3 separate regions of the Mus musculus genome follow, and all the other regions are linked to region 3. The links are chromatin loops, found by intact Hi-C in ENCODE. Cell type or tissue: left cerebral cortex. All regions are shown on one strand. Links, peaks and the distances in the headings refer to the core of each region. The heading gives the core; the rest is flanking DNA.

Region 1 (11,229 bases), core at 1,541-9,540, 61 kb before region 3:
GGTAGTTCATACATTTGAATTTTTAAAAATTCCATTTAAGGAATGAATTTTCAAATGTCCTTGCATCTTATTTCAATTGCTGTATCTATGAAAGAAACACTGTTGCCGTTTTCCCAAGCTGTTTCTCAGATGGGAAAAAAAAATGTAAGCATTCTGTGCTTTTATATGAATTTCAGCCCCAGTCACAGCATTAGATAAATTAGTTGTCTCCTGAAGTCACAGATGCATCACTGCCTGATGTTAATCCCCCTTCACAAATAAGCAGATAAATGAACCAGAAAGTTATCGACTCAGTAGTCAGAGAAGTCAAAGAACACAGAAAGCTAGATTATCTGGAGGCAATAAGAATGTTAAATATATCTGGTGTGTTTATCTAAGATTCTCCACAATCCACCGGTGTTCCCACAGGTGATTAAGCTGTCTAAATATTAAAAGGACTGTAGCTTGACTCCCCTCCAGACAGCTAAATCCAAAGCCCTCGGGTATTAACCAGCGGTCAATTCCATCTGGCAATCTCTAACTCACATTGCAGTTTTCTTTAGACTTCAGTCCCAGCACCTGTGCTTGATCTCTTACCATCCCTCTTCCTTTGCGATAGAGTCCCTGCTCTACCTAATGCATGTGCATTCCTTCTGAACAGGGGAGCCCAGAGAGGAGAATGAGAAAGAATGTCCATTGCAGAGCCTTACTTGGACAGGGTGGGAATGCATTAGCTTTGAACTATTAACAGTGACTGTCATCAGATCATGGGTTCTGCAGAGTGAGAAGTAGAGTGAGAAATAGGGAGAAAGTGAAATCCTGAGTGACTATATTGTTGCTGTAGCAAAGCCTTCCTCTGATCTGGGTGTGAGTGGAGACAGTGTGTAAAGCAGATGTCTGTTATAGCTTCCCCCCCCCCCCCCCTGTGTGTTTACAGCCTGAAGACTGCTCCCCTACAGAGACCGCTCCTACAGAGATTAGCTAAGCCTGTCTTCTTGGTCAGATGTATGAAATAACCTCACCTCCCTGTTCAACTGCATATAATAAACTCTGAGCTTCCCAGAGACCCCAGACCACATGATCCCAATTTTCCTGTATGTCCATGGTTTTTCCATTTCTTCATTTCCCTGGGTAGCCGTGATTAGGGTTCTGGGACCCAATCCATGAAAGGTTATGACCAAAAGGAGAGGCTTCACAGAGGAACTGAGGAGTTCTGGTTGTTCAGATTTTGAAATCAGGAAGTCTCCAGGATTCTCCTCAATTTACTTTTGATCTGTTAACTACTAAATCTTGCTTTGTCTAGACAACGAGGTTAGTGTGGTCTCCCAAAATGCAGTCGGCAACCCTTACCTCCCAGGCAGGCACCGAGGGCCAGGGCATACATGAGAGGCAGTGCAGGCAAACTAATTTCAGGGTCTTGGCTCAGGTTCAGGAGTACAGGAATCTGTGGAAGAAACGAGTATTATGGACACACGCCATAGAAAATTATAAGAGCCACCCACTGTGACTGATTTACGAAACCTAAAGAACCTTGTTTTAGAAGAGATAGCTCAGCCGTTAAATGCACTGGCTAGCCTTACAAATGACTAGCTTCAATCCCCAGTACCCTTGTGGAGCCTTACAACCAGCATCTTAAGGATCTGGCCTCTGAGAGTAAAATATAGACATAAATGTAGGCAAAATGCCTTTCACATAAAATAAAATTAAAATTTTTAAGAGCTTTATATCATTATTGTTATCATATTATCAACATTATTATTAGTTTGTGTCGGGGGGGGGGGTGATGGGGTGGTAGTATCAGCACAAGTATGGAAGGCCAACCTTGTAGATTGGAATCAGTACTTTCCTTCTGGGGATAAAACTCAAGTTGTCAGGCTTACATTCTCATATAGCAAGTGCCTTTACATGCTAAGCTATCTCACTAGCCCTCAGAAACATTTTTTATTAGATATTTTCTTTATTTACATTTCAAATGCTATCCTGAAAGTTCCCTATACCCACCCACCCCCCGCCCTGCTCCCCTACCCACCCACTCCCACTTCTTGGCCCTGGCATTCCCCTGTACTGGGGCATATAAAGTTTGCAAGACCTAGGGGTCTCTCTTCCCAATGATGGCCAACTAGGCCATCTCCTGCTTCATATGCAGCTAGAGCCATGAGCTCTGGGGGTACTGAGACCAATAGTTCATATTGTTGTTCCACATATAGGGTTGCAGACCCCTTCAGTTCCTTGGGTACTTTCTCTAGCTTCTCCATTGGGGGCCCTGTGTTCCATCCAATAGCTGACTTTGAGCATCCACTTCTGTATTTGTCAGGCACTGGCATAGCCTCACAAGAGACAGGTACATCAGGGTCCTTTCAGCAAAATCTTGCTGGCATATGCAATAGTAGAGACATTTTTTTAATGGCCAAACTGTTTTTTTTTCTTTTAATTTAAATGAGCACAAGATGCATGGCAGGGAACCAAAGCAAATTTTGGCATTCACAAAACTTTGTGTTTGTACCCATCTGTCTGTATCTGGTGCTAGCCAGATGAACAACCAGGTTTCCTTGTTTAAAGCTGCCCAGGCTGCTGCTGTGAGTCACAGTGGATGAAGTCATGTCAAGTCTCATGTGGTGCCTAAGAGCCATGCATTCAGTGTCTATGATACCCTGCCAGTGTCGTGCTGTTCGTGAGTCATCCTGTCAGTGTCAGTCCACACTAGCTCACTCCTCAAATGTGTCTGCTTTCACTTTAATTGACAAGTGGAGGCTGGTGATATGGCTAGGAGGGACAGGGACTTGATGCCAAACCAATGGCCTGAGTTTGATTCCCTGACTCCGTGTGTTAAGAGGGAGCTGACTCCTGCAAGTTGATCTCTGATCTCTGATCTCTCTCTCTCTCTCTCTCTCCCTCCCTCTCTCTCTCTCTCTCTCCCTCCCTCCCTCCCTCCCTCTCTCTCCCTCCTTCTCTCTCTCTCTCCCTCTTTCTCTCTCTCTCTCTCTTTCTCTCTCTCTCTCTATCTCTCTCTTACACACACACACACACACACACACACACACACACACTTGGGAGAGGGAGGGCGGGCTTGTGGCCCTGCAATTTCCCTCCAAGGTCACCTTCCCTAGCCAGAGGACTCACTCATCACCTACCCATTGGGGAAGTCCTGCAACCTGCATTGTCAAGTTCGTGGAGGGGACAGGGTGCCTTTGTTGCTCACATTCCTATTCCTCTTAGGATAGCCTTATTTAGTTCTCATAAATGGCATATTGGGATCCAATCCAGATCCTCCCTCTGCAGAAACCCAGCCATGAGTGCCTATAACTGCTGTGTTATTTAGCCTAATTGCAGGCCACTGGACCTGGCTCAGCTCTCTATATTATTTTGTTTCAGAACATTTTAGAAAAAAAGAAAAAGGCTAAAACCAAAAATGGCATCAAGTAAAAAACAAAATGTAAGTGTGTGTGTGAAGGACCTTTGACCTTTATCATGCATGGTTTTCTGATCCCAGCTACGACAGCCAACAGCAACACTTGCTAGAATGCCTCCTTGTGGGCCTGGAAACAGACCTGGGATGAGAAACTGCTGAAGAAAAAAATGGCGTTCAAAAAACTGACTTCACACATGAGCTAAATGGCAATACACACAACTATGTGTATCCAAAACAAAAAAAAAAAAAAACACAACAATTTTTAAGAACTATAAAATTATGTGCACAAGTGTGCATCATTTGAATTCAGGCCAGGACAAAAATTATAACATTTTAAATCCAAACGTTGCCACAAAATCTTTCCCATTCAAACGAAGGAGTATGAAAAAAAGGGAGGGAGGCTTCAACAAAGAAAAACTGTCATAGAATTCTCAGTGCTTAGCTATGTATTTCAGGTTCCCTTGAGGGCACTGTAGCAGAGACCTAGAAATTCTCTGCTATGGGGCTATACTCAGATTCCCACAAGCTCTTGTCCACTGCAGACAGGAAGAATGAGCAAGGAAAGAAAGGCAGGTGAGTGTAAAGGGTGTAAAGGGGATTCCCAGGCATGGAAAAATGTGTCCAAATATTGAAATATCTCAACACCAAGATCCCCATAGCTTCTATTGACTTAGCCTATTCCAGGCCCAGGGCAACATCATGAAGCCTAGTCTTAAAACTAGAAAAAACAGCTAATAGCAAACTTTGTCTCTCACCAAACCCTGGAACATGGATGCCTTCCATAATCTACACTGCTCTCAGTACAACGTTCCTGGAAGCCTTATCCAGACAACATGGAAAACTGAGCTCATCTCCTGACTGATTCTTTCTCCTCTGGGCATAAATCAAATACTCATGGTGCCATCCTGCCATTTATGGGCTAATTCTCTGACTATCCTCCCTCCAAATGATAACTCGTTCTTTCCTGACTGTGCAAAGTAGAACTCTACAACTGACACACATGAGCTGTTCTGTGTACACAGTTCACATAATGAATGTGTTGGAGATCACTACAACATAAGGAACTGTATTAAAGGGTCACATCACTACTATTTTCCTGCAGCCACGGCAGCTCCTCACCAAGAGGCCTCTGACTCCCAACTGCATCTGTACTAATAGTCCTTTGAAACAGCAGCTGTCTGCCAGCACTTTGGCCCTTGGTGAGTTTCCCTAAGTGTTCCCTACATGCCGAAAGCTCTACATCTGTGGAGAATGAAGACACTTCCAGAGAGAAGGAAGTCTCTGTAGACAGGAAACCTGGTGCCCCTCAAACCACTGATCAGTCAGTGGGTCAGAGCCAAATCAGTGAGGGAAACTGCCAAACACAGGTTCACAGTAGGGAGTCACTCTACACACCTGGCCTTGGACAAAGGAGGCTAGAGATCCATAAAACAGCCCTTGAAACCCAGAGGCATTGGCTCCAGCTTTCCACAGTTGGCCCAGGGGAAGAGTCTGCTGCAGGTAGGCAGGCACTTAGTGGGTGGAAGAAGAAGGGGGCACATTCTCAAGCCCTGGTCTTTTATTAAGCAATGGAAAATTCCCAGGCAGTGTATCACTGACTGCAAAGGAAAAAATAAAACCAAAAGCAGTAATAGGCAGCTGGCTAGTTCCACATCACTGGCCGTGGGCCACACAAGCACTCTGCAAGCCTGCTGTTTGGCTCTGCTGTCAGCGTCTAGAAATGAGCGCAGGCTAAACTGTAGAAAGATTTCTGGTGATTAGATAAAAGCCAGAATTCCTTAGGCACTTGCAAAACTGGTTCCTAGCTGCCAAAAGAAGTCATTCCCCATACCCCTAGCAGAGGGGACAAGTGGCTACCTGTGGTGCCAATCAGCATATCAAAGTCGATGCTGGCCACCAGACCCTCTCAGTACCTGTTACACAACTCTAAGTCCATGCTAGCATCCTGCCCTTTCCTCCTCCAGATACTCATCCTCCTTATGATTCAAAGGATGTCTCCCCCCACACTCTGTAGCCGGTCTCTCTTTCACTGTTCATGCTCTTGTTCACCACTCCCTCTTGCTGTCTCTGTCCTCTCTCTCCTTCCTTTCCTCCCTCCCTCCCTCCCTTTCCCCATCCTACTCTCTCCTCTATTTCTTGCTACCTCACTATCTCCACCATTCTCTCCCATTCTTTCCCATCTCTAGAACTGACTAGGCCCCCATCTAATTTCTCTTTCTCTCTACTCTGGACTCCTCCAGATACCTCTGGACATTATCTCTTAGTCACAATTAAAACAAACAAACAAAAACAAAAACAAAAATCCTTATCTTAATAACGAAGCAATTCTGCTGGCAGTCTCGTTCATGCCCCCTCCCCTGCACCCCACCCCACATCTCCATCCTCCACTCCCTTGGATACACCCATAGAGTGCAGAGGACCACTGCATCACCTTCCACAGGAGCAAAAGAAGGCTCTGCATGGGCATTTGCCATCACATTGTACCAGCACAGGTGTAGGATTCCCAATCCGCATCTGCACTTATGCAGGTGCAGGTGCCAGGACAGAGAAGGAGAGAGAGCTGTTACCAGATGCAAAATCAACAAAGCAAAGGTTAAGGAGATGGTAAAAAGAGGCACCCTGTCTCTTGTGATGCAATGGTGTGTCTCAGATAGGGGAGGCCCAGCCGGAGGGGCAGGCAGAGATGGAGCCTATGACTCTGGGGGACACAGTAAAGCTCTAAGAGAGCCTGAAGAGTGGTATAGTTTGAAGATATAAACAAAGAGTTACTTAGGGAAAAGCAACCTACCATGATTAATTCCTATTTTTATCCATTTATGCCAGGCATGGCTCTTTTTTTTTTCAACATGAATATGCATGAGTTTCCCTAATAAAATCCCTCCGTCTCCTTTGTTTAAGGAGACTGGTGCTTTGGGAGTTATCCCAGAGCTCTTCTTACTTGTGCTCCTAATAAAGCTTCCTTAGGTCTTTTATTGCCTCGTGTGCTGATTGGCTTTGCACTCATCCAAGGAGGGTGAACTCACTGTGGTCTGCCACAGGCTGAACTATCAAATAAAATGGTCCTCACTAAAACTCGATGAATAAAATTGTTAACCGCTAAGGTTCTCTACTTAGAATTTTTGAAAAGTTATTTACATAGTGTTTGAGTGTTTTTTAAGAAACTAAAAAGAAATGTGAAGAAAAGAGTTTGGTTCTTTTTTCATTTTATCCAAATGAATGTTCGGTCTTCATTCTGCCTGTGCACCACGTGCATTTCCAGTGCCCTTAGAGGCCTGAAGAGGGTGTTGGGTCCCCTGGGATTGCAGTTATAGATGATTGTGAGCCACTATGTGAATGACAGTAGCCTTAACTACTGATCCATCTCTTCAGCCCACGAAACAATATTTTAAAAGAACAAAAATAAAGCATTGGAACGAGATACAGCAAAGACTTGAAGAGAAGATAGAAACCTCGCCCAGGATAAAAGAAATACATCACATGAACAATAAGCCTTGAGTGCCAAACACAACTATGAAGCAAATAAGGAAAAGCTGTGATGAAATGTGCTAAAGTGTAAGTCATAAAAGACCTTCTCTAGTAAGCCATGAAGGAGTAAGCAAAGCAAGGAGGGTCCGTATATGATCTAATTACACCATGTCACATACAGCGCGTACAGAATTCTGCTCACAAGCACATGAGGAAGTCTGACTATGTCTTTGCCTTTGTCTCAGCACTTTCTATTCGTTTAACTTTCAGGAAATAAAACATTACAGACAAATGATCTCAGTTCCTCATAGTATTGCCATTACCTTCCAACCTCCTTAGACAGCCGCCTTCATAAATTTGAACATGTGGTTAGAATGAAAATGGCACCTATAGGCTCATATATTTAACTACTTTGTTGCAGGCTGGTGGATCAGTTTGGGAAGGATTAGGAGGTGTGGCCTTGTTGGGAAAGTATGTCACTGAGAGCAGGCTTTGAGGTTTCAAAAGATTCGTGCAATTCCTGGTGCTTTCTATTCATTTCATGATGGTAGATTAAGATATGAGCTTTCAACTGTCCCTTCACCCTGCCACCATGAACTCTACCAAATTAAATTCCTTTATAAGTTGCCTTGGTCACAATATGTTATCACAGTAATAGAAAAGTTATCAAGACACAGTATCATCTTCTTTAGTAGCACACTGTGGAAGGGGCTAAACAGAGAATGTTGATCTATGTGTATCAGCTTGGAGGGAAACAATGCACCAAGTTGTTGAGTGATACTATTCCTGGAGAGGCATAGGCAAACAGGTACTCAGTACAAGTACCCAGATAGGAAGCCAACAACGGACCAAAGTATATAACCAACATCCATTTTGGTGAGCCAATGGTTTTTGCTAGGGTTACATACAGCAGTATCTATGAGGGGTTACTTATAGGAGCAGATATATAAGTTCAGGAAGTGGTAGTTGGGGAAATGAGTAGTGGCCTAAAGAATGTCAGGTGATGATCACACCAATGAATGCCATCATGATCACAAGATACAAAGAGTCATATTCAAAATAAATAAATGAGTCATATTCAAACAATAACACAATCTGGTGTTTACAATATGGGGTACCTCCATTTCATTTCTAGTAAGAGTTTGGTTTGGAGATCCTAAAGCTTCCTCAGAAGAGAATAGCATTCAACGCTATTATTCAAAGCCAAATCACTTTGTGAAGCTCCTTAATTTTAAGCAAAAGATGACGATGACAATCCCCAAAACTAAAGCAACTCATTTTTCTATATTCTTGTTCTTTTCATCCATCTCATCAACCCCTAGCAATAACTGATCATGAAAGATGTTAATCCACTACCTAGTAACATTCCTTATGTCACTACTCATCCCCCTGGCTACCCTTAACAGTAGTCACCACAACCCCAAAAGGAAGACATCTGTCCTTTTCCCTCTTTCCCTTTTATGCCTTAACAGTAGCCTCTTGAGCTAGAGAAAGTACCCAAGGAGCTGAAGGGGTCTGCAACCCTATAGTGGGACAACAATATGAACTAACCAGTACCCCTCAGAGCTCGTGTCTCTAGCTGCATATGTAGCAGAAGATAACCTAGTCGGCCATCACTGGGAAGAGAGACCCCTAGGTCTTGCAAACTTTATATGCCCCACTACAGGGGAATGCCGGGGCCAAGAAGTGGGAGTGGGTGGGTAGGGGAGCAGGGTGGGGGGAGGGTATAGGGAACTTTCAGGATAGCATTTGAAATGTAAATAAAGAAAATATCTAATAAAAAACAAACAAACAAACAGTAGCCTCTTTGGTTTCCTAGACTGGAGTTCTCTCCTCCCCAGGTCTTTCCCAAGTAAAGCCTTGCTGCCCTAGAGTTGTTCATTTCTATGTCTGTCTTACCTTCTGATATTACAATGCCCAGCAGGAAGAACAGATAAAGGATTACGGCAAATGCTTATGTCCTGGGACCACATGATGTGGTCTCACTGAGATAGGATAAGTGTGTAAGGTTGCCTTGTTGTCTCTGGGGCTGAAGATGCATCTGATAATGGCATCTATTTCAAGTTCTCATTATTAGTCTATTGTGCCTACAGAGGAACACAATGATTTACGAACTGACTTTTATCTCTACAGGATCTGAAAAAATTACCTATCAATCCTAATTGTTAATTAGTAGATTCTTTAGTGTTATCTAATATACAGATTAATTGTCACTGAAGTTTAATGTCTCCATTTCCAGTCCTTTCTCTTTGCTTCTCTTGCTTTATTGCACAGCCTCTGACTAGTAAGACATGTTCATAGATAACATTGTCTTGTTCATTTCTTAAGGGGAAAACACTCAGTGTTTTACATTAAAGCATACTGCTTTATTGCAAATTTTACAGACTCTCGGGACTCCTTAAACACACCATCCTGCAACCTGAAGATCTTATGTGTTTTGTTCTAGATGTGTCCACTAGAAATAACAACCACTGAGTTAGTTCAGAATTCCCAAACCCACACCTTGAAACAAGAACTGGGTCACTAGAGAATAAAGCTTAGCATAAAATGAATTCCAGACTGAGGAGGTCTAAATAATGTAGGTTGGAGAAAGAAAGGCTATGAGCCTAACCAGCCCTCTCCTTACATGGCCAGCTCTGCTGTACTCATACGTGGGGATCCTTGTTCACAACATACATGGGCTATCTGTATGGGAGGGAGGGACCACTTGGGGCCTCATGGAAAACAGAGAGAATTCCCCCATCAGAATCCTGCTGTGAGAACACTCACTCTTCTGCTCTAAGCACTCTTTGGCCCTGAACTGTTTGTGGCAGGACTCAGATCTTACCTTTAAATCTCTATTCTCACTTTGATTTTTTTCACACCAAAGACCACAGTTCCTGTCCTAAGACAAACAATCAATGACGAAGAAGATAGCCCAGAGATAGGGGTCTTGGTGTTGGTTGGGAGTTAGAATCAAAAGGAGACTTAAATCTCTATATGTACAGGCCAAGTACCAGAATCCATTCAGGCTGCTTAGAATAAATAACTTCTGCATTTGAGGAAAAATGAAGGCAACAGCTCAGACTTTTGGTTTCTTGTATTTCCTTTGAAAAAAAATGAAACTTTTTTTTTTTCTGGGAAGGGTAGCAGCCCTCAACTGGGCTCCCCAAACAGGCAGTGACCATGATATGCTGTCCACTCTCCAAAGCCTGGTCTCCAGCCTGTAACTGTTCGCTAAGTGTTCCGTATCCAGCTGCTCACATTTTCCCCTTACATGTAAGGGCAACAGAGGAGCTGGTTTCATGCCCTGCTTCTTAGGGAGAAAAAGGATGAGCCCAGATAGGAACAGGTAGAGCTTGGCCTTAAACACACGGATCACACCACTTACCATCGTAGCAGTAAATGGGATGTTGTCAATCAAGGATGATGCCAAGGCTGAGACCCACACTATCAGGACAATGGCAGCTGCAAAGCGCTGATCTTCTGGAACCATCTAAAATGATGATAGCCACATTATGCATTAACTACTGCAATACTAAACCATATACACAAAATGATGATAGCCACATTATGCATTAACTACTGCAATACTAAACCATATACACAAAAAGAGTCAAAAGATTGTTACTCTTTCTTCTGATACATGATAAGACCCAGGTAAGCATAGATATGCAAATGAGGGCCATACCTATACCTTGGCCACAAGTAACTGGAGAGGAGCCATTCTCAGCCAAATAGCTCTATGTGAGGAAAAATGTACATTACTTACTAACATCTGATGACCACACAGATTGGCCCAGCAGAATCCTAAGATGGGAATTTCTGCAGCATTCACTTACTATGTGCTACTCCTTTTTAGACTTACTGTAACTAAAGGCAAAAGCAAGATAGCAAGCATCTATAATTGTATATTATTTGACAAGTATCCCCTTCATCTCTAGGTTACCCAGGGTAAAGTAGGCTCCCGTCAGTGCTTTTGACATAATTAATGTAACACTCTTATCAGACTTCTTTTGTTCATTTTTCTTTTAACAAAAATCAAAGGATAATGGCTTGAACATATTCTATTAGAACATTCAATGTACCTTTATTAGTAGGGCAGTCTGTTCTCCAACATACTCTACTAAGTGAAGATGTGTCAATGCCTAAAAGAAAAGATATGTTTAAAAGTGAGAGTATGTGCAGATTTCAGATGTCTTTCAAAAAGAGAACATAGGGTAGGCACAGGTTATCCTTTCTCATTGAAGACCATATTCCTTAACACAGTCTATAAGTAATTTGTTATCATACAAACACATAAAGATGCACAGAGGGAGAATGTACAACAGCAAGGGCAGGAATTCCCTCACTGATCCATGTTAACATCTATGCTACATTTATACATGGACAGAAGG
Region 2 (11,229 bases), core at 1,813-9,812, 100 kb before region 3:
ATTTATGTTGTTATTGAAGATCAGTCTTAGGCCATGGTGGTCTGATAGGATACATGGGACAATTTCAATATTTTTGTATCTGTTGAGGCCTGTTTTGTGACCAATTATATGGTCAATTTTGGAGAAGGTCCTGTGAGGTGCTGAGAAGAAGGTATATCCTTTTGTTTTAGGATAAAATGTTCTGTAGATATCTGTCAGGTCCATTTGTTTCATAACTTCTTTTAGTTTCACTGTGTCCCTGTTTAGTTTCTGTTTCCACGATCTGTCCATTGATGAAAGTGGTGTGTTGAAGTCTCCCACTATTATTGTGTGAGGTGCAATGTGTGCTTTGAGCTTTACTAAAGTGTCTTTAAGGCATGTGGCTGCCCTTGCATTTGGAGCATAGATATTCAGAATTGAGAGTTCCTCTTGGAGGATTTTACCTTTGATGAGTATGAAGTGTCCCTTCTTGTCTTTTTTAATAACTTTGGGTTGGAAGTCAATTTTATCCGATATTAAAATGGCTACTCCAGCTTGTTTCTTCAGACCATTTGCTTGGAAAATTGTTTTCCAGCCTTTCACTCTGAGGTAGTGTCTGTCTTTTTCCCTGAGATGGGTTTCCTGTAAGCAGCAGAATGTTGGGTCCTGTTTGTGTAGCCAGTCTGTTAGTCTATGTCTTTTTATTGGGGAGTTGAGATAAGACAAAAAGACCACCAACAGATTGGGAAAGGATCTTTACCTATCCTAAATCAGATAGGGGACTAATATCCAACATATATAAAGAACTCAAGAAGGTGGACTTCAGAAAATCAAATAACCCCATTAAAAAATGGGGCTCAGAACTGAACAAAGAATTCTCACCTGAGGAATACCGAATGGCAGAGAAGCACCTGAAAAAATGTTCAACATCCTTAATCATCAGGGAAATGCAAATCAAAACAACCCTGAGATTCCACCTCACACCAGTCAGAATGGCTAAGATCAAAAATTCAGGTGACAGCAGATGCTGGCGTGGATGTGGAGAAAGAGGAACACTCCTCCATTGTTGGTGGGATTGCAGGCTTGTACAACCACTCTGGAAATCCGTATGGCGGTTCCTCAGAAAATTGGACATAGTACTACCGGAGGATCCAGCAATACCTCTCCTGGGCATATATCCAGAAGATGCCCCAACTGGTAAGAAGGACACATGCTCCACTATGTTCATAGCAGCCTTATTTATAATAGCCAGAAGCTGGAAAGAACCCAGATGCCCCTCAACAGAGGAATGGATACAGAAAATGTGGTACATCTACACAATGGAGTACTACTCAGCTATTAAAAAGAATGAATTTATGAAATTCCTAGGCAAATGGATGGACCTGGAGGGCATCATCCTGAGTGAGGTAACACATTCACAAAGGAACTCACATGATATGTACTCACTGATAAGTGGATATTAGCCCAGAACCTAGGATACCCAAGATATAAGATACAATTTCCTAAACACATGAAACTCAAGAAAAATGAAGACTGAAGTGTGGACACTATGCCCCTCCTTAGAAGTGGGAACAAAACACCCTTGGAAGGAGTTACAGAGACAAAGTTTGGAGCTGAGATGAAAGGATGGTCCATGTAGAGACTGCCATATCCAGGGATCCACCCCATAATCAGCATCCAAACGCTGACACCATTGCATACACTAGCAAGATTTTATCGAAAGGACCCAGATGTAGCTGTCTCTTGTGAGACTATGCCGGGGCCTAGCAAACACAGAAGTGGATGCTCACAGTCAGCTAATGGATGGATCACAGGGCTCCCAATGGAGGAGCTAGAGAAAGTAGCCAAGGAGCTAAAGGGATCTGCAACCCTATAGGCGGAACAACATTATGAACTAACCAGTACCCCGGAGCTCTTGACTCTAGCTGCATTTGTATCAAAAGATGGCCTAGTCGGCCATCACTGGAAAGAGAGGCCCATTGGACACGAAAACTTTATATGCCCCAGTACAGGGGAACGCCAGGGCCAAAAAGGGGGAGTGGGTGGGTAGGGGATTGGGGGTGGGTGGGTATGGGGGACTTTTGGTATAGCATTGGAAATGTAAATGAGCTAAATACCTAATAAAAAATGGAAAAAAAAAAAAAAAAAACAAAAACAAAACAAAAAAAATGTCTCCATAAGATGGCGCTTTAAGCCTGTCTGGAGAGCATTTCTTTTGCATTAATGTAGGAGGGTCCAGCCCATTGTGGGTGGTGCAATCTCTGAGATGGTGGTTCTGGGTTCTATAAGAAATTGGGCTGACTAAGTCATGAAGAGCAAGCCAGAAAACAATACTCTTCCATGGCTTCTGCATCAGCTCCCGCTTCCAGGTTCCTACCCTGTTTGAGTTCCTGCCATGACTGCATTTGATGATGGACAGATGTGAAAATGTAAGCAAAATAAGCACTTCTGTCCTCAAGTTGCTTTTGGTTATGGTGTTTCATAGCACTAGTTACCCTAACGAAGACAAAAACCAAGTCTTCAGCACTTTGCCCCAGTACGAATTCATTTTCTCTACTCCCCATGTGCAAAAGGCCAAGCGAGGCTTTATGACTGCAGCAGGTATGGAGTATAAAACAAGGGCAAGTGTGTTCCTTTCTGTTCTGGTGAGGCCACGTGTAATGTAGGAAATCAGAGCACTCACACCTGCTCAGGTTGGATGGGAAAGAGTGTGGGTGGCAAGAGCTATGCAGAGTTTTAGGTGAAGACAGAAAAGGCCAGCTATGAGTGGTAATCCTCTGGGGCTGAAACTATTAAGTCAGGACCCATGGATAAAGGCAACATTGAAGGGAGGACCATTGGGAGGCAGAATTTTCTTCCCTGTTAAAAGAAGCCATTGAACCATCTAGAGACTGCCATATCCGGGGATCCATCCCATAATCAGCTTCCAAACACTGACACCATTGCACACAAGATTTTGCTGAAAGGACCCAGATAGAGCTCTCTCTTGTGAGACTCTGTCGGCGCCTAGCAAACACAGAAGTGGATGATCACAGTCAGCTATTGAATGGATCACAGGGCCCCCAATGGAGGAGCTAGAGAAATTACCCAAGGAGCTAAAGGGAACTGCAACCCTATAGGTGGAACATTATGAACTAACCAGTACCCCGGAGCTCTTGACTCTAGCTGCATATGTATCAAAAGATGGCCTAGTCGACCATCACTGGAAAGAGAGGCCCATTGGACTTGCAAACTTTATATGCCCCAGTACAGGGGAATGCCAGGGCCAAAAAGTGGGAGTGCGTGGGTAGGGGAGTGGGGGGGGAGGGTATGGGGGACTTTTGGGATAGCATTGGAAATGTAAATGAGGAAAATACCTATTAAAAATATTAAAAAAATAAAAGAATCCATCGAACCACCAAACTAAATGGATAGAGTAAGCTTGCTGTCCAAGGACTGGAAGACACATGATATGAGAAGATACGTGTGGGCTGTTGGGGGTGGGGAGCTGTGGATTGACTAACATGTCCTAATACACCACTGATGTTCTCTGACTCTGACACTCCTGTCCTGAATACCTTCCATGGCCTGGGAGTGTGTTCCCTGAAGTAGGAGAAAGCTGTGCATTTTGCAGCAGGGAGACAGCTGGTTCTGAGCATAAAGTAGAACTGGCCCGGTGAGGAGTGGATTAGAAGCTTGTGCACTGTCTTTCTGGGAATAAGATGCACACCCTCGTTTATTGCCTCACTGAATAACCATTGCCATTTCCTCTCTTCCTCACCTTCTGTTGCACCCTGAGGTCCTCCATGGATCTGCTCACCTCAGCCCTCTCAGACTCCCTGTCTTTGCAGCTTTCTTCTCAGCTGCTCCTCATACCATCAGATGAACTTCCTCTTACCAACGCAGGCTGCCTCCCACAGATTTGTTTCTTGGATTTTTTTTTCCTTCACTTTTTTGTGGCGATCTACTTTTTGGGAAATTCTGAATCTTCAGATGTTTAACTTTGTTTGGAATCATTAGCTTTTCTACCCCTCCCCCCAACCCAATTCAACAATTCTCCACCTGCTGAAGCAGAGGAGCCTCAGGGCCCCATATTTCTTTGTTAAGTACATAAGACAATCACTAAAAGAAGACAACTAACTTAATGTTGTTTCAGAGTCTTGGAAAAGTTGTGGAAAGGTTATCTTTCTTTAGGAAAGTAGGACCAGTGTATTCCTGGGCTTTGTGGCAATTGTCAGAAAGAGAAGCACACATGCACACACACACACACACACACACACACACACACACACACACACACACACACACGCCTGGACCCCCGAGATCTCTCAGACACTGGGCCACCAACCAGGCTCCTTCCTTGTGAGGAGCCGCCCTCACATTTGCCATTATAAGATGGCCCTGACAGCTGTGTTCTAAGTGGTAAACATAATCTGCACACGTGCAGGGGCAGTTTTCCCGCCATGTGTTGCGCGCGCTCAACTGGCCAGGAAGAACGACGCTGCTACAGGATCCTTCTGCACACATTTATTCAGTCCTGTTTCTTCTTTCTTTATATCTCCCTTGTTTATATCTCCCTTGTTTTTATATCTCCCTTGTTTATATCTCCCCTGTTTATATCTCCCTTGTTTATATATCGCGCCCTTGTTTTTATATCGCCCTTGTTTTTATATCTCCCTTGTTTTTATATCTCCCTTGTTTTTATCTCCCCTGTTTATATCTCCCTTGTTTATATATCGCGCCCTTGTTTATATATCGCGCCCTTGTTTTTATATCTCCCCCGACCCTGGGCCTCTCACTCCTTTTATACTCTCTCTCATCCACGCACCGCAGGCCACGCCCCCTCACCAGTCACGAGGCTTCAGCTAATCAGGGCAGCAGGGGCAAATCTCCACCAAATTGGATTCACCTGTATCCTGGTACACCTGCGCAGCACTCAAGAAGGTGCAAGTCATATGACTTAGCTGCAGTCCCTGGCGCCTTTGGGACTGCCGCCACACCCGCTCCCCACACTTCCTAACCCCTCATCAATACTTTGCAAAGATTGTTCCTAATTTTGAGAGTGTGAAATATGTAACTGAAGTCTCCTTGGAGCGCCCCGTGAATTTCAATGTCCCATTAGGCCTCGCTGTAATTACAGATGTGATGGATATTTTCTCCTGGTTGGAAAGCTTTGCATGAAGATGAAGTACTTCCCTTTAATGAGCTTTAATGACCTTTACACCTCATGGCTCTTTATCTTCCTTCCTCCTGTTTTAAGAAATGTTGAGATCTGAATATTTAAGACTATTTTCTACAGTTTCTGTCTACTGGAGAAGAGTACAGCGGTGGTGAGGTGCCTTGGGGGAAGCAACTTCAGACTGGCTGGCCTGGGTGACTGAAAGCCCACTAGGGTGAGCTTTGGGGGGAGGCCTTAGGGAGGCTGTGGTGCTAGTGTGTTAGTCATCAGATCTGTCGTGTTAAGAGAAACAGGACCTACTGAGTGGGCATAGAACTGAGGGAGTCATCACAGCACACAATTCTTCATAAAAAGAAGAGTTTTGTCTGTGTCTTTGGAGGTACGTGTTTTGACAATTTTAAAAGAAGAAAAGTATATTCCGGACTTGGAATGAATAGTAAGTTCACTAAGATAGAAGTCCTGTAGGACTAAATATAACCATTTACTCTAAAATGCAGCTTATCATGGAATAATTTTTTAATAAAACATTTGACACAGCATCAGTCTGAAGGCTTCTCTAGAATGTCTTTCTGGAGACTGTTACAGACAGTACTTGTACACTGTGGCTGGGTGGCTACAAATCATCCCTCCCAGATAATTTTCTACACCAAATTAGAAAAAAATTAAAAGTATACACATAAAATAAATTAATCTTTTTTAAAAAATAAATATTCAAAATTCATAGTTTTGCTGAAAGTATCCTGTTATGTCATGCGGTGAGGAGCACACGAAAGTCATTTGCTGGGAAACCTGGAAGCAACAAAATGGATAACTACCAATTTTGCTTCATAGTCTGTATTCCAGAGATGTGTGTGTGTGTGCCAATGTCATGTACACAAAGACACTAGGAAACACACTCCTGTTGACCTACCACAGCTGAATACAGTGAACCACTAAAGAGTGGGCAAATTACATGCATGCTCACAGGGACTGTCCTTGAGCTGTATGACTAAATTTTAATAAAATAAGGTACAGAGCAGCATACAGAATGGTTCTCATTTTCAGTATTTTGAAACAATATATACACAGAGAGACATGCATATATTGACTGTAAATGATCAATGTTGACTATTTCTCAGAGGAAGTTTTATTTTAAAGGATGATAGGGGGAAATGTAGTTTTTAAAAAACATTAAAGATCCCTGACCCCTCTGCATCTGGTTTGGACAGGTAAGGAATCCCCAGGCCTGCTTACTCTCTTCACACTTCCATTACGCCATGAATATCCAGTCCAGACAGGTGAGAGGCCTGGAAACTCCCATCTCCTGCCTCTCTTCCCACACCTCATGAGTACCAAACGTGGACAGAGTAGAAGTCTCCAGACCCTCTGACCCTGTATGACTTCCTTCATACCACCAGAGCAACCCAGTGTCTTCTGGACATAACTGGGCCACTGCTCACACAGACTAAGAGGAGCTGTGGTCATCTGCATAAGACCTGTACAAAATCAAGCTAGTCAAGTAATTAATTAATCAGCTAATTAATTAATCAAGCTAATTAATTCTAGCCTGAAGCTCAAAAGCCTCCCCCACCCTCCCACCTCTAACAGAAATGCTTTTGATAGCTGATGGCATCTAAGGGAGGGAGAGTTAGTTTTTAAGGGTGTGGCTCCTGGTAGGTCTGCCACACTCCAGCAGATGGCCCCACACACATACATACATGGGCATAGCAAACCAGACTCAGTGGATTATTAAATTAAAAAAAAAAAAGAGGCAGTTGGACAGTGGGATCCAGGAGTGATCTGGGATGGGTTAATGAATATGATCAAAATACATTGTATGAAATTCTCAACGATTAGTAAAAAATATTTATTTTATAAAAATTCTCATATTCTTTACGTGAATTTTGGAGTAAAATCCCAGTGTCTAGAAAGCCAAAATTTAGTATAAGGGAAAAAAAAAAAACAAAACTCCAGAAGATAATGCTATTCTCCAGAAGCTGAGAGAACAAAGGAGAGAAATTATCATGCTAGAGAAATCTCACATGTGGAAATTGGATTCTCAGGTCCTATATTCTTTATTATTTCCGTGAGTCACTAATGGGAAAAAATACAAAGAAAACTATGAAGATGCTGTAAATTTAATTGTAACGTCCAGGTCACAAAACAGTAGAGATCAAGCTATTTTACTGCAAGAAAGAAAGGGTGTTTTGTTTTAAACCGTGGAAAACTGGCATGATATTAAAAATGTAGAAAACTAAATATAGAGACATTTAAGACAGGCACAATCATATCCTTGCTTTAATTAGGGAAAAGTGAATCATCTGTTAAAAATATAGATTTGCATTTCTAAAATGAATTTCCATTCGTGTTTTTGATTTTTTTTTTAAACCGACAGATTTTCTGTAAGGACATTTGATAAAACGGTATATATAGCACAAGGCATTCTCAGGGTAAATCCTATAACTCAACAGAGATTTTGTTGGGCTGGCTTTATAATTTTCTGTTTTTCACGTTTTTCATGCTGCTCTTGTGAGTGGTAGAATAGAAGATGGACCTGAATCTAGGTAAAACAAAGTCCAGGACATTACTTCCTGTCCTGGTGGCACTGCAACACTCCTGTTTTTTGCTCTCCACCATCATCTCAGACATACTCTCTGGGTGATCCTGATTCTCTAACAAACACTCACGGGGAGTGAGTCCTCAGTGCTGATCTTCTCCACTCTAACTGGACCAGGCTGGTCAGATACCAGTGTCTCCTCAGTCGTCCTGGTCTGGACCATGGCAGCTACCTGAGGATAGTGTCACATTCCAGGAGCCTGTCACTTCTATGCTTGGAACCTTACAGAACATTTGTGGAAGAAACAGAAAGGATTCACATAGAAAACCACTTCCCAAACACTCAGCTATTCTCGGTAGATCTCAAAGTGCTCATAAGAACATTTAGATCGATGCTCAGGTGACCCAGACAAGCTCAGGCTGATAAACATCACTGCTGTTCAAAATGAATGTAACATCGCAAAAACAATGTTATAAAAACTATCCATTCACAAGTTTGTGGATGTAAGGACTGAAAGATGTCTTCTCAGAGTTAGATTTCTCTACTGGGTCTGGGGAAATGTTGGACTGTACGCACAGTACCTAGGAGAGGCTGATAGCACTTGACTATGCACATTAGAAAAAGGGCTAGTTCTCTTAGGCATAAGTAAAAGAAAATTCTGGATTCTCCAGCAACCTGAGAGTGTTGGGAGTTTCCTGTGACTAGGCAGTCAGAAAATGGTTGCTCTGGTCTGCTAGCTAAGTTATCCTTAAGATTAGTCACACAGCTGCCAGGGCAGAATACATGAAGCAGCCTAGGGAATCATCAGTTCACCTTAGGAAGGCAGGTCCCAAAAACAAGGGCCAGGGTCTCATGGACAAGAAGCCCCCACTGATATAAAAGTAAACGTGAAGCCAAAGGGCCTGTAACAAAAGTGATGCCATTAGAGTATGTGTTAGATAGATGATTATGGGGAATAAAAGAAAGTCAGGTATGTGTAGAGAGATAAAAATTAAATAAAACAGACATAATAAGTAAATAACAGACAATAAATAAATAAACAAACAAACAATACTATATGTTATCTATAATGCCATATATTACTATATAGAGATAAATATATAGTAATAGGTACTCAGATAATAGTAGTTTGCTTAGATAATAAATTATAGATAGATGATAGGTAGGTAGGTAGATAGATGATTGATAGATAGATAGATAGATAGATAGATAGACAGACAGTAGATAGTAATCAATACAGATGAGAGATGCTGAGCTAGACACAGAAATACAGACATAGCATAGGCTATTAAAAATGTCAACAAAACAGACTGAAACAAAACATGTACAAAAACGCCACACATTAAAAATAACTTATTCCTACTCTGGTGGGAAATGGAAGGTTTTCCCTGGAGGAAGACCAGGTAATAGGAATGAAGCCATTACTTTCCATAACATTCAAGGAAGGCAGATTTTTTTAATTACATTTTTATTAGATATTTTCTTTATTTACATTTCAAATGTTATACCCTTTCCTAGTTTCCCCTCTGAAAATCCCCTACCACCTCCCCCCTCCCCCTGCTCAGCAACCCACTCACTTCTGCTTCCTGGCCCTGGCATTCCCCTATACTGAGGCTTAGAGCCTTCATAGGACCAAGGGCCTCTCCTCTCATTGATGTCCGACTAAGTCATCCTCTGCTACATATGCAGCTAGAGACACACGCTCTGGGGGTACTGGTTAGTTCATATTTTTGTTCCTCCTATGGGGCTGCAAACCCCTTCAGCTCCTTAGGTACTTTCTCTAGTTCCTCCATTGGGGACCCAGTGCTCAGACCAAAGATGGCTGAGAGCATCCACCTCTGTATTTGTCAGACACTGGTAAAGCCTCTCAGGAGACAGCTATATCAGGCTCCTGTCAGCAAGCTCTTGTTGATATCCACAAAAGTCTGGACTTGGTGATTGTATATAGGATGGATCCCCAGGTGGGGCAGTCTCTAGATGGTCATTTCTTCAGTCTCTGCTCCACACTTCGTCTCTGTAACTCTGATCTTTCTTACAAGGGGGAACAAAACACCCATGGAAGGAGTTACAGGAAGACAGATCTTAAAAGCTAGACATGGTGGTAGTACCTGAGGAACCATATGACTGACTTGTAGACTAGGAATTCTAAAATACCTCTTTTGTTCCCGCCCCTGCATCCCTTCAATATATGTAATGAACACATTATTTTCACCCCACCCCCACCCCGGTCTTTTCATAGGAGATATCCTGTTTTGTATTTTGAATGTGCTGCCATGGTAACAACACTCAGTGATGGATACTAAACCCAGAGATAGTTAAGGCCAGTCAAGAGTAAACACCTGTCCTCCTTGGGCCAGACAAAGCCCTTCCAGAGAACACTTTCAGGTCTTCCTTGGAGCTATAGGGACTGTTCCCTGCTATACGTAAGAAGCCCTGCCCCTGGCCTAAGCATGGTTACCAGAGAAGGACAAGGTCAAAACAGGGTTCATACTACTGACAAGGCCTAGCTAGACAGGCCATTCAGAGCTGGCAAATCTTCTGGTCTGCTTACCATCTTCTCAAGCTAATTAGGTTAGAATTTGAATGGCTCACAACCACAAGTCATAACTAACAGTATACCGTATTACATTCCTCCTCCTCCTCTTTCTCTTTATCTTCTTCCTCTCCCTCTCCCTCCTAGAGCACACAAAATTATTCAACTGCCTGCTCTCAAGACCATCTCAAGCCCCACATATCATTGTCTCCATTCTAGGAGTTTTCGATTGCTTCTCTCTTTTGACCCATGCCACAGCTACCCTGGCATCTGGCAGTCTGTCTCCCAGTGCTAAATGTAACACAAAGTCAGACTACTTTTCTCCTCCTAGAGAACTCCTACATTTGAATGCAGCTGTGACTTCTTTACTCCTTGACTTACTGATGTTTGTTTTCAGGAAATCTAGCTCACTTGATACCACATCAACCCCTGCCCATTCTCCACGCCTCTGAGACATCCACCCCCATTCCCGAATGCCCTGGCTTCAGTCCTGTCTCCAGTCCTGTCTCCCCACTGGCAATCTTCAGTCTTCCCATTTTACTGCAAGCAGGAAGAAATGTTCTTTCAGAGGTAAGTCTTGATTTATTTGTTCACTCCTGTTGACGTGCATAACCCTATCACACCTACCTTCCTTCTGCTGTACCCTGTGTGCAGCCCCTTCACCAGAGCTTGGCATTCCACTCCAAAGGCAGGAGCTCACAAAACTCACTTCCTCAGATCATTTTCCTCCTGAGAAACAATGACTTTAGCTTTTACCAATGACAGCCAAGGTCACATCCTCTCAACTGTGCTTACTGTTCCCCTCATGGGCAGCTTCCCAGCTCTGCAGATCCCATCTAAACATTTTGCCCTGTGTGATACTCATACTCTGGCCCAGTTTGTTTAAATGTGTAATCTGAATAGATAAATGTAAATGGACAAGATATTTTTACATGAGTGTTTATGAAATATGACCTGATCAATGTCTGATAGAAATTGGTTATCTATAAATATACCACTTTATAAAGTTAAGGCTATCAACCCATGTGAATATGTATGTCTATA
Region 3 (11,229 bases), core at 983-8,982:
TAGATAAAACAAAACAAAAAAAGAAAAGATGTAACAATTTTGCCGATAACCAAAACCACAACAGTTCTCAATAAAATTCTTACAAATAGAACTGAAAAACACATTAAGAAATTGTAGAGCCTGACTGAATTGATTTTATTGCAGAGCTGCAAGTTTGTTTCAACATATGGAAATCAGCAAGTATAATTCAGCAGACAAATAAATGGTTATCTCAGTAGTTACAGAACAGACCTTGGTTATTATTTTACTTATTTATGTGTGTGAGTATATGCTTATGTGTGTACAGGTTAGAATGCAAATAGAGGCTAGAGAAAGCATCAGATCCCTCTGACTTGGAGTTACAGGCACTTACAAGATGCTCAGTTTGATATATGGGTACTGGAACTTTAACTCTGGTCCTCATGATTGATTGTGCACCAGTGTCATCACTGTAGCCCTCCCCCCAAAAATGGCCTTTGATAAAGTTCAACATCTCCTTATGATTAAAAAAGATTAAAGAAACTAAGAACATAAATAAAATAAAAATAGATGTAATATAATAAGGGATATACGTCATGGTTATAAGCTAACATTCTTCTAATGTGGGAAGCTGAGACTGTTTTCTAAACTCTGGAACGAAAGAAAATTGCACACTTGCTCCACTCCTATAAATATGCTGTTGAAGTCTTAGCTACAACAATAAGAAAAGTGAAAGAAATAAAAAGACTATAAATAGGAAATGAATTGTTTAAATTACCTCCTACTCCACCAGAAGCCAAGCTGACACTGAGAACCCCAGGTAAGCACCCTGCCCGGGGACCACTAAAACTCCCCCAGTGCCAACCCAACCTATCTGAAATAGCTCCTCTTCTCTTTGTGACCATATCTGGTCCAACTTGAGGCCCACAGCACAAGAGGGAGCTCATGGCTGAAACTGTGTGGATGTCCAGGAACCAGAGGCTGGTCAGTCTAGAGACCCAGGATAGAACCAAATAAGTCGAACTCCCTCCCCACCAAAAAAGTAAATTACTTGGTTCCTAATGACATTCTACTATACCTATAGATCAGTGCCTATCCTAATTGATATCAGAGAAGCATCATTTAGCAACTGATAGGAGCAAATACAGAGATCACAGCCAAGCACCAGGCAAAGCTACGAAAACCTGGAAAAAGAGGGAGAGAATGGATTCTAGGAGCCAAGAGTGGTTGAGAACACAGTAAGAACATGACCCACTGAATCAACTAAGCAGGGCTCACACTGGCTCACAGATACCGAAGCTACAATCATGGACTGTAATCGGTCTGAACTAAATCTTTTGCATATACATTATGGTTACATAGCTTGCTGTTCTTCTGGGATCCCTCACAGCAGGACTGGGGGGGGCATGTCTCTGACTCTTCTGCTTACATTTGGGGGACTCTTTTTCTCCTACTGGGCCACCTCTTCCAACCTTGATATGAGGGTTTGTACCTAGTGTTATTGTAAATTGTTATGCCATGTTTGGTTACCCCTGGGAGGCTCGCTTTTTTTTTTCTGAAGGTATGCAAAAGAGAAATAGATCTTGTAGGGGCAGGGAACTAGAAGGAATGGAGTTAGAGGAAACTGCTGTCAATATATAATATATGTAAAGAGTAATAATTTAAATTTAAAAATAATTAAATTTATTCATACTTACTAAGAAAGTAAATCTATAATTAAAAAGTCCTAATAACATCACTAGAAAACTCTTAGACCTAGTCAACAATTTTTAGCAAAGTAGCTGAATATAAAATAAACATGCAAAATTAATAGCTTTTCTATATACCAAAACAAACTTTTAGAAAGAGAAATCGGGGGTGGGGGGGAGTCATGTTCAGTGTATCTTTAAAAAAAATGAAATCTACCAAGAAAGTGAAAAAAAAAACCTTCAATAAAAAATTTAAGACAGAATAGAAAGTATGTGTTCAACCATGGCCCAGAAATGTATATGGCCAAAAATAATAATGAATCTAACCTAAACAAAATCATACATTTTTAAAAACAGTGTTTTAATTAATTTTTGTTCAGTTCTTGAGTGTATATCTTGTGGATGATATCATGTTCCAACATTACAAGGTTAAGCATACCTGCTAAATGATGCAAGTACTTTCATGTTATGGATTGGCAGGTTTATTATTATTAAAAATGGTTATATTATTAAAAGTAATCTATGGGTTTAATACAATCACCATTAAAACACTAACAACAGGATATTTTCAAAATTTTTAACTTTCACATAGAAGCATAAAAGATTCCATCCACATAACCAAAGCATGATGAAGCAGGAAGAATTGGGCTGGGGGCATCATGATATTTGACCTCAAACTATACTATTACAGAAGCATAATAGCAAAACTTGTATTATACTGGCACAGAAACAGACATATAAACCATTGGAGTAAAACAGTATGCTCATAAATAAACTCACACAACTATAGCATCCCAACAAAGGTGCCAAAAATATAGAGAAAATAAAACAACAACAATAACCAGCCTCTTCAGCAAATACTTCAGGGTACACTGACTATCCACATGCAGAGGACAGAAACTAAAAGGAAAAAAGAAATGATGGAATTAGAAGGTAACTGGCTGAAGCTAGAAACAGTCATTCTGAATCAGGCAACTGAAACTAAAGCCATGCTTCCCATCCTGCACAAAATCGATTCAGAATGATTCCAAGTCCTTAATGAAAGACCTGAGAATCTGACACTGCTCAGAGGAACATAGTAAAATTCTTCAAGGTACAGGCACAAGCAACTTTTCAACAAAGTCTCCAATCGCATAGAAAATAACCTCAAGAAATGAAAAAAAGGAATTATACAAAATTAAAAGGCTTCTGCACAGCAAAATCATGAGCATAAAAGTGAAGAGATAGCATACATGATGGGGAAATTTTGCTGCCTACATATCAGACAGGCAGTTAATATCTACATTATACAAATAGCTTCAAATATTAAACATCAAAATAATGCATTATCCAATCAGTAAATAAGCCAGTATACTGAAGGTGGTTTGCAAAAAATTATAAATGGCCAATAAATATCTGATTTTTTAAACATACTTAGCATCAGAACAATGAAAATAAAACTTCTTTGCACTTATATATAACCACAATCAGAATTGCCATCATCCATGAAGAAAATGACAACAAACCCATGGATGGGGGTAAATGGAAGGCTTATTTATCATTGGTGGAAATGTAAACCATAAAACAACTGTAGAAATCAGCTAGAATCTCTTCAAAAAACTAAAACTAAAATTCAGATATGCCATTTATGGGCATGAACCCAACAGATCCCATATCCTACTGCAAAGGTACTTGCTCATCCATGTTCACTGATGTTCTGCTCACAAAAGCAGTCAATATACCCATCAACTAAAGAATGGAGAATTCAAATATGGCATTTTCTACAATGAGCTATTACTCAGCTATCAGGAAAAATAAGATGATGGAATTAGAAGGTAAGTGGCTGAAGTTATTCTGAATGAAGTAACAGAGACTCAGAAAGACAAAAGTCAAATGCTTTCTCTCACTGTGGATGGTAGTTTTGAATCTTTAGATGTGAGTGTTTTATTTGGAATGCCCCTAAAGGTAAGGAAATTATTAAAGGCCTACAGGTAAAGTTGTTCAGGAGATGGAAGATAGAATATCCTGACATAATGGGTTAAAGGAGACTTAAAGAATAGAAAGGGGTAGATTGTGATATAGGAGGGAGGACAGAGTAGGAGAGGAAAACTGAAAGGGAAAAAAAAGCACCAGAAACTTTTCAAACCTCACATGAAAATCTACTACTTAGAAGTTTCCTAAAATACATCTATACACATACACAACGAGAGCCAAAATTAAGTTTTCCTACAATGAATCAACAATGATCCTACGAGACACCAGAAGTTTAGTGCTGGGAATGGGTTGCCTCTGTAGGACTTGTTGTCCAATGAGGCATGCTTCTATGTTGTGCTTGCAGACAGAAGCCTAGCATAGCAGCCCTCTGAGAGGTTCTACCCACCAGCTGACTGAGACAGATGCAGATACCACAGTAAATATTGGACGAAAGTCAGGGCCCCTGTGAAAGAGTTATGGGGTGATTGAAGGCCCTCTAGGAGATGACAACCTCACAGGAAGACCAACAGTGTCAACTAACCTGGACCCCTGGAAACTCCCAGAGAATTGAGCCACCAACCAAAGAGCATACCCAGGCTGGTCTAAGGCCCTCAACACATTAGTAGCAGAGGGCTGCCTTGTCTGTCCTCAGTGAGAGAAGATGCACCTAATCCGGCAAAGACTTAATGCACCAGGGTGGTGGGATACTGCGGGGGGAGGCTGCCCTCTCAGAGGGAAGGGCTGGGGTGGGGGAGGAGATGTAGATAGATAGATAGATAGGTAGATAGATAGATAGATAGATAGATAGATAGATAGATAGATAGATAGATAGAATTATCATATGACCCAGGTATATCACTTGTGCATATTTACCTGAAGAATTCTAAACTAACATACCAAAGAGATCACACACATTGGTGTTTACTGCTGAACCAGTCACAAGGACTACACCTAAGACATGGAATCAGCCTAAATGTCCATAAACAAATGAGTATGTGCTAATACACACATACACACAGAGACTCACACAATGGCTATATAATCACAGACACAAAATGAAAATTTTTAGCCGTAAAACACTATCATATTTACAGGAAAATGGATGGACCTGGAAGACCATTATGAAACCACTATAAGCCAGAAAGACAAGTGTCACGTGTTTTGTCTTCTATGTAGAATATAGATTTAATTGCATGTGCGTGTGCATGTGTGTGTGTGTCTGTGTGTGTGTCTGTGTGTGTGTGTGTGTGTGTGTGTGTGTAGAGTCATGACTGCAGATAAGGGATCATGAGTGAAATTAGGAATAGATTTTCAGGAAGCCAGGAAGGGTAGAAAGGGAGTGGCTAAGAGAATCCATGGGACATGAAAGCCAAAGGGAGGACTACTTGAGAGATGGAAGGAGACAAATGAGAGTGGAGCAGATCATGGAAGGGTGTGGCAGAAGGGAGATGAATGAGAAAAAAGAACAGCACCTGCATGAAATTGCCATAATAAAACCCATTGTTTTGTATGCTAACTTTAAAATTAATTTTTAAAAAATAAAAAATAGACTTGCAAGAGTCAAAAAGGCCATTACTGAGAAATTTGGGAAATGTTCTGCCTTTAGAAGTGAAAATATAATAACAGGGGACAACAGGGAGGCAATGAACCCATGCTTGGTCAGGAACTCTTTGGTGAATCATATTTTTGCTAGCTATTTTTCTTCCTCTCTGTTTGAGGAAGGCACAACTTTATAAATAACGTCTTAAGATTAAAATACGTATTGTGAATAATTTTTAGAAACCTTTCCAATCAAAGCAATACATAATAGCATCACATGTTCTCTGACGTAGTCTTTCTCTGCCTATACAGCAGTATTCATTCAGTATTGTGCCGTCTAAGTCAGATCCTTGTGCTGTATGAACTTGCTAGTGTAAGCCATTTCCTCCAGACTTATTTTGAGCAAATTATATTTTATTAGCGAATTAAAACAAATGTATATGTCACAAAAACAATTCAAGAAAAAGACAGAATAATAACCAAATAAACATTTTTATAAGAAACATTTAAATGTCAGAAATAAAAACCCGGGTCACCTTAACATTAATCATTACCATTTCCCATTTAGTGAATATGTAGAAAGATGTGCAGCCTTAGGCTTCACTCTGCAAACAAAATGTAAAAATCTAAAATCGAGTAACAGTTCCAAAGCCTTACCTCCATCAGCACAAAGAGTGCTGCAAAGAAGAGAAGAGTCGCCCACTCTACTCTGTGTAGAATGATCTCAAAGTCATGAATATCAGCTAAAATTAGCAACCAGATGGCACCCAGAATAGCAATCCATCCTGTAAAACAGACAAAATACAGCCTGTAAAACACCATTGCTAGCACACCAGTGGATGATTTATCTTCTGAATGGTTTACATTTTTTTGTTGAAAACAATGCTGTACTGCAAACTGTGTATATTTTAAAGTATAATTTCTATTTTGGCTTATGTATACATTCATGAACCAACACTGCAATCAAGATAATGGGCATATTCATCATCCGCAGAACTCATGCTCATTCATGCTCTATCCCCCTCCAGATCCTTCTGTCACTGTGTGCTAGCACACTCCCAACAGAACAGCCTTCTCTTGTCTCGATAGATCAATTTATATTCTCTGTATTCTCTATGAATGAGGATTTGTATTTTTATCTCTTTCTTCCTCCCTCCCTCCTCCTAATGCTTCAACTCAAACCCCAAATCTCACACATTTTATACAAAGGTCTACTCTTGCTGTCACATTCCCAAATGATCTAATGGCGCATGTTTTTATGTGACAGTGGTCAGATTACCTTGACAGAAAAGCAGCATTTAGCACAATTACTTTAAGGTTCTTCCCTTTCACATTGTGAGTTAAATTCAGTGTTCTTCACCAGTCAGTGGTATATTTGGCTATGCCATAACGTACATTCCATTTTCCCACTAAGAGCATCTCAATAGTTTCTAGTGCTTGGCTATTACAAACAAATGTAAGTAAATATTCACAGACTAACAGCTAGAATGACCTTCCTCTATGTGACCAGAACCCTGAAAAGGGGTAACAAATTGTCCTGGACCTGAGAAACTTATCCAGCTGCTTTTGGAGATCACAGAGTCATGAGGCCTGTCCCCTTATTCCCCAGGTTCCCTGATTGTCAAAGACACATTCTTCATTGACTCTTCTCATCTTGGTCAACATCTGGTCAGGTTCTAGTCATTTCTGATGCCTGAGGACTGTGGTACTATAGCTCACAAGTCATGTCACATAAGGTGATTGGAAATATTTCAGAGTATGTTTTGTGTAATGGCTCATCAGTATACACTCACTACTCCTTACTCTGTTGTTCTCCTTCCTACTGGAAGCTTTCTCAGTCCCATGGATGAAGCTACAAGATCAACATATTCACTGAGCTGTTAGCAAACAAAATCCACATTCCCATCCAGAACTTGAAGTAGATTTAAGCTCTAACCACCATTTCTGTCTTGCCAAGGTGATTCAGAAACTGTGTGCTCATCTGATGGCATCAAAAATGTTAGTTCTCTGTCCAAAAGGATCCCTATTGATCAATACTAAACACAGAACAAATAAGAAAAACTTTTGAGATAGTAGGACCAATGTTCTACCCAACATATCTTATTCTATTCCAAAGCATATGGCCTAAGGAAAAGCTGCAATGTACATCATTTAAGTAATATTGTGCAAATAGTCAAAGAAAAACTAGTTAGCCATGTTGTTTAGTTTTGTTCTAATATGCTGTACTATTTCCTAACAACAAAACACAGTTTCCACAAAAAATTGAAAAGCTTATGAAATAATCATATCTAACAAGATTTTTCAAAATCATTGCTTAAGTTATAAATGCTGAAAACTTGAAACATGGCCATAACAAATGAAATAGTCAACAGACCTTATTGTTTCTAATATGTTGACTCAAAATAGAGATATTCAGAATTTTAGGGAAAATCCCTAGTCCTGGTATTTCTAATAAGCCTTTACATATAAACAGCTTTATTTAGTATTCTAAAAACAAATGTGAGAATTGCCCATCTTACAAATGCTAAAGGAAAATAAAACTTACATAGAAAACTAAATATTAGTATGTTTGATACAACTTAAATTGTCAAGGTTAATTGTCCAGGAGAAAATCATATTAATAAATATTAATCACTTGGTTTCAGAGTTTAATAATTGCCTTGAAACATGGCTTACTATTTTGCTGATAACTAATAGATATTTCTGTTTATATGTACTTTTCAGAAAACCTGTTGCTGGAAAGTTGCATAGTGTCTATCAAAATCACTTTTAAAAAGCCAGCTGTCTTAGTGTTTGTGCCAACCTTTGTGATACAAGATATTGAAAATGAAAAATGAAAGGTGGATGGGCAACCAAATTCTTGGCTCCAAATTCTTCATCTCTGTGACCTCAACATAAGAAACTAGCTGCATTATTCAAACCATAGTAGAGACAATAAAAGAGCAGGTGGTAGTACTTGGGTAGTTGTAGCTGAAACATGGCCAACCTTGCAGAATGCACCTATGGGTTCCTGTCAAAGGTCTGAATAAGCCAGAGAAGAGGGGATAGGCTTCTTAGTTTTAAATCTCACAGTGTCTGTATGATGGCCAACAAGTGCAACTCAGTCAGATCATTAAAGTTACCCTGACAACCAAACCTCTCCAGGTATTCAAAGATCGCCATAGTCTCCAAGGAGAGACGCACAAATCACCAGTGAGCAGCAGACAGGAACATCTTCCCTCGAAAAGAAGTTTTTATTGAGAAGTGAACAAAAAGTCTCACCCCCAACCAAGAAGCTGCTTGCAGTGGATACCTGCTGGTAAAGGGACAATTCATTTTTGGTGTTTGAAAGAGAGAGGAAGAACATGAAGTTGAATAGTAGGGCTTGGAAGAGGTGGGAAGGACAATATGGTGAAAACATTTTATAAGAATAAATAAATAAATAATTTTATTGACACTAACAGAACAAGTTTCTATGATGACAAATGTATCGAAATTCAGCTAGGGAAGGATGTCAATGTGAATATAAAATAAGACCTCCAAAAATCTATTCATCTCTAAAAGAAATGAAATTATGGTGAGGTTTTTGGAAATGTAAGTTGGTTTCTAAAGCTTTTAATAATACAAAGTATAAGCTGGGCAGTGATAAGAACAACAAGTTCTAATCTTAGGAAGAAGATTAATAAGTAGAAATTATTAACATCAGAAGCTTGTGAGACACCATGAAGCAGACAATACATGGATCATAAGAATTCTAAAAGTAAAAGCAGAGGAAAAAGGATAAAATATAAAATAGTTGAAAAAATAATGAGCAAAACTCCCCAAATATGATGAAAAGATTAATCTCAGCATCCATGACACTCAACTAAGTCCAATTAGGACAGATTTACAGCGAGCCACACTCAGACATATCATAGTAAAAATGCTGAAAGACAAGACAGGCACAAAGAGAAAGTTTTGAGTCAGTGAGAGAAGCAACTAACCACGTAACTCAATAAAATTAAGTAATCTCACAATACTGATGCGAGAAGACCCTGGGATTACATAATCAAAGTGTTGAAAAAGAAGATTGTCAATGAAGAATTTTATACCCAGCCAAACTGCCATTCAAAATGAAAGATGATGGGACATTCCTATATAAACAAAAACAGGAAAAGACATGACTACCTTTAATCTAAGGTATACTAATAGAAGCCCTTGAGTCTTAACTGAAAACCATTTTGGAAAGATACTCCAACCACATGAATAAATAACACCTGGGAACATTTATATAAATAAAAATAATATAGATATAACCTTTTTGACCTTTCATGTTATTTAAAATATGTCATCTTAAAATAACAATTATAGAACTGAACATAAGATATATAAAGATTAAAATTATATAGCAAATAGTAGCACAAAAGACAAAGAGATGAAAAATTATAAAGAGGAAAGCTCTTTCAGACTATCAAAATTAAATTAGTGTTGATCTGAAATAGACTGTTACAAGTTAATTTGTTCCTTGTAATTACCATAATAATGATTAAGAAAATAACTCATAAAATAAGAGTAATGTGGAATTAAAACAGTGTTTTGGAAGCATCAACAACAACAAAAAAATAACAAATGGAATAATAAAAGCCAAGACAATGGATGATGGTCTTGTGCTCATAGATAAGTACTAAGGAAACCAGGAATTACACACAGGGTTGTTTCTTCAAAAGAAACTATGTATTCTCTATTTTCTATCCAGAAGGCAGGAATAGTTGTGGTTCATAGCCTAGTGACCTCTGTATGATCTGTATAATGCAGACCACACCTGGCTCCCAAAGACTTCTGACATTTATCTCAATCAATCTGTAGCATTATCTTCTCCCAGATCCTTATCATTAGCTGTCTACCTTGAGCCTGTTTCCCAACTTAAGATATAGAATTTATCTCTATGGAAGATGTCATTTAATACTTTATAAATTTCTATGTAATCATGTCTTAAGCTTTGTTGTATACACAGGATTGAGTTTAATATTACTAGAAAACATTTTTCCTAATTGTGTTGTGCTTAAATGTGCCTGAAAAAAACTACCCATTGTCAGACTCTTGAAGTCTGAGCCAACACTGGCTACTGACTCATGCTGAACTACATTTCCTTCTTGCCTCACATGGACTGACACTCTGCTGGCCACGGTGTTTGCAGAGACGACTCAAAAATTAATAGTGCAGTATAGATTAAATTCTGTTATCATAGTGATTATACTAAATATGAAAATTTAAGTATTTCAAGCAAAAGGCAGATACTAGCACATGAATGATTCAAATATATGCTGTGCTCAGGTAAGCGGAAAATAAAAGTAAGGAAAATGACATACAGAGTAAACCACAATTGAAGTAAAACCCATAAGCTACATGTGATAGCACTTACCTATAAGGAAGCTGATGTAGGAGAATCATAAGTTCAAAACCAGCCCAGGCTTCATAGTGTTTGAGGCCAGGCTGTCAGCAACTGTCTTTAAAACCCAAGGGCTAAAGATACATCTCAATGATAGAGCACTTACTTAGCATGTACTATGCATGGACTCAGTTCTATGAGATGTAAAACTAAATGCAGATTAGTAAGAGTAAGTAAGTAAATAAAATGGGACTGTGTTGATTCCAGATAACAAAGATTTCACAATAAAAGAAACTGGTGCTGAAGAGTATTTTATATTTTGGACAAGAAGAAAATCCACCAAGAAAATATTACAAGTCCATAATGTCTCTAACAACCAGTTTTCAAATACATAAAGCATAAATGACAGAATTGAATAAACAACTCAATGATTTTTGGAAATGTTGATATCCTCATCTCAGTGATGCCAACAGATCAACAAGGACAGAGATGGCTTGACTAAGAAGAGTAGGAAATCAGAGCTAACAGGCATCCGTACACTTCACACCAGTCAAATATAGTCTCTTAGAGCTAACAGGCATCTGTACACTTCACACCAGTCAAATATAGTCCCTTAGAGATAACAGGAATCTGTACACTTCACACCAGTCAAATATAAAGTCTCTTAGAGTTAACAGGCAACCATACACATCACACCAGTCAAATATAAAGTCTCTTAGAGCTAACAGGCATCCATGCACTTCA

What was found. Peaks named below come from ENCODE experiments on the same cell type or tissue, not always from the same donor. Only the 100,000 strongest peaks of a DNase experiment are listed, where the experiment ranks them.
Region 1: it touches region 3 in a loop (2.2-fold over the local background); 2 of 42 quality-filtered maps call a loop at or near these places.
Region 2: it touches region 3 in a loop (5-fold over the local background); 2 of 42 quality-filtered maps call a loop at or near these places.

The regions. Positions count from the first base shown.
Region 1 is chr7:56,413,482-56,424,710 of GRCm38, reverse strand. It overlaps Oca2 (oculocutaneous albinism II), which reads right to left. Exons shown (of 24, transcript NM_021879.3): 20 at 10,921-10,980; 21 at 10,224-10,328; 22 at 1,330-1,423. Among named protein-coding and RNA genes, the nearest start is that of Oca2, 180 kb to the right of the region's middle. In left cerebral cortex, for the core only: no CTCF peak of the experiment used is centred there; DNase peaks (open chromatin) are centred at 2,548, 3,301 and 5,048; H3K27ac peaks cover 782 bases.
Region 2 is chr7:56,456,600-56,467,828 of GRCm38, reverse strand. All of the region lies in intron 23 of Oca2 (oculocutaneous albinism II), which reads right to left. Among named protein-coding and RNA genes, the nearest start is that of Oca2, 220 kb to the right of the region's middle. In left cerebral cortex, for the core only: a CTCF peak has its summit at 6,782 (motif pointing right); DNase peaks (open chromatin) are centred at 6,786, 7,290 and 7,663; H3K27ac peaks cover 186 bases.
Region 3 is chr7:56,351,797-56,363,025 of GRCm38, reverse strand. Oca2 (oculocutaneous albinism II) reads right to left here. Exons shown (of 24, transcript NM_021879.3): 19 at 5,796-5,923. Among named protein-coding and RNA genes, the nearest start is that of Oca2, 120 kb to the right of the region's middle. In left cerebral cortex, for the core only: no CTCF peak of the experiment used is centred there; a DNase peak (open chromatin) is centred at 5,886; H3K27ac peaks cover 641 bases.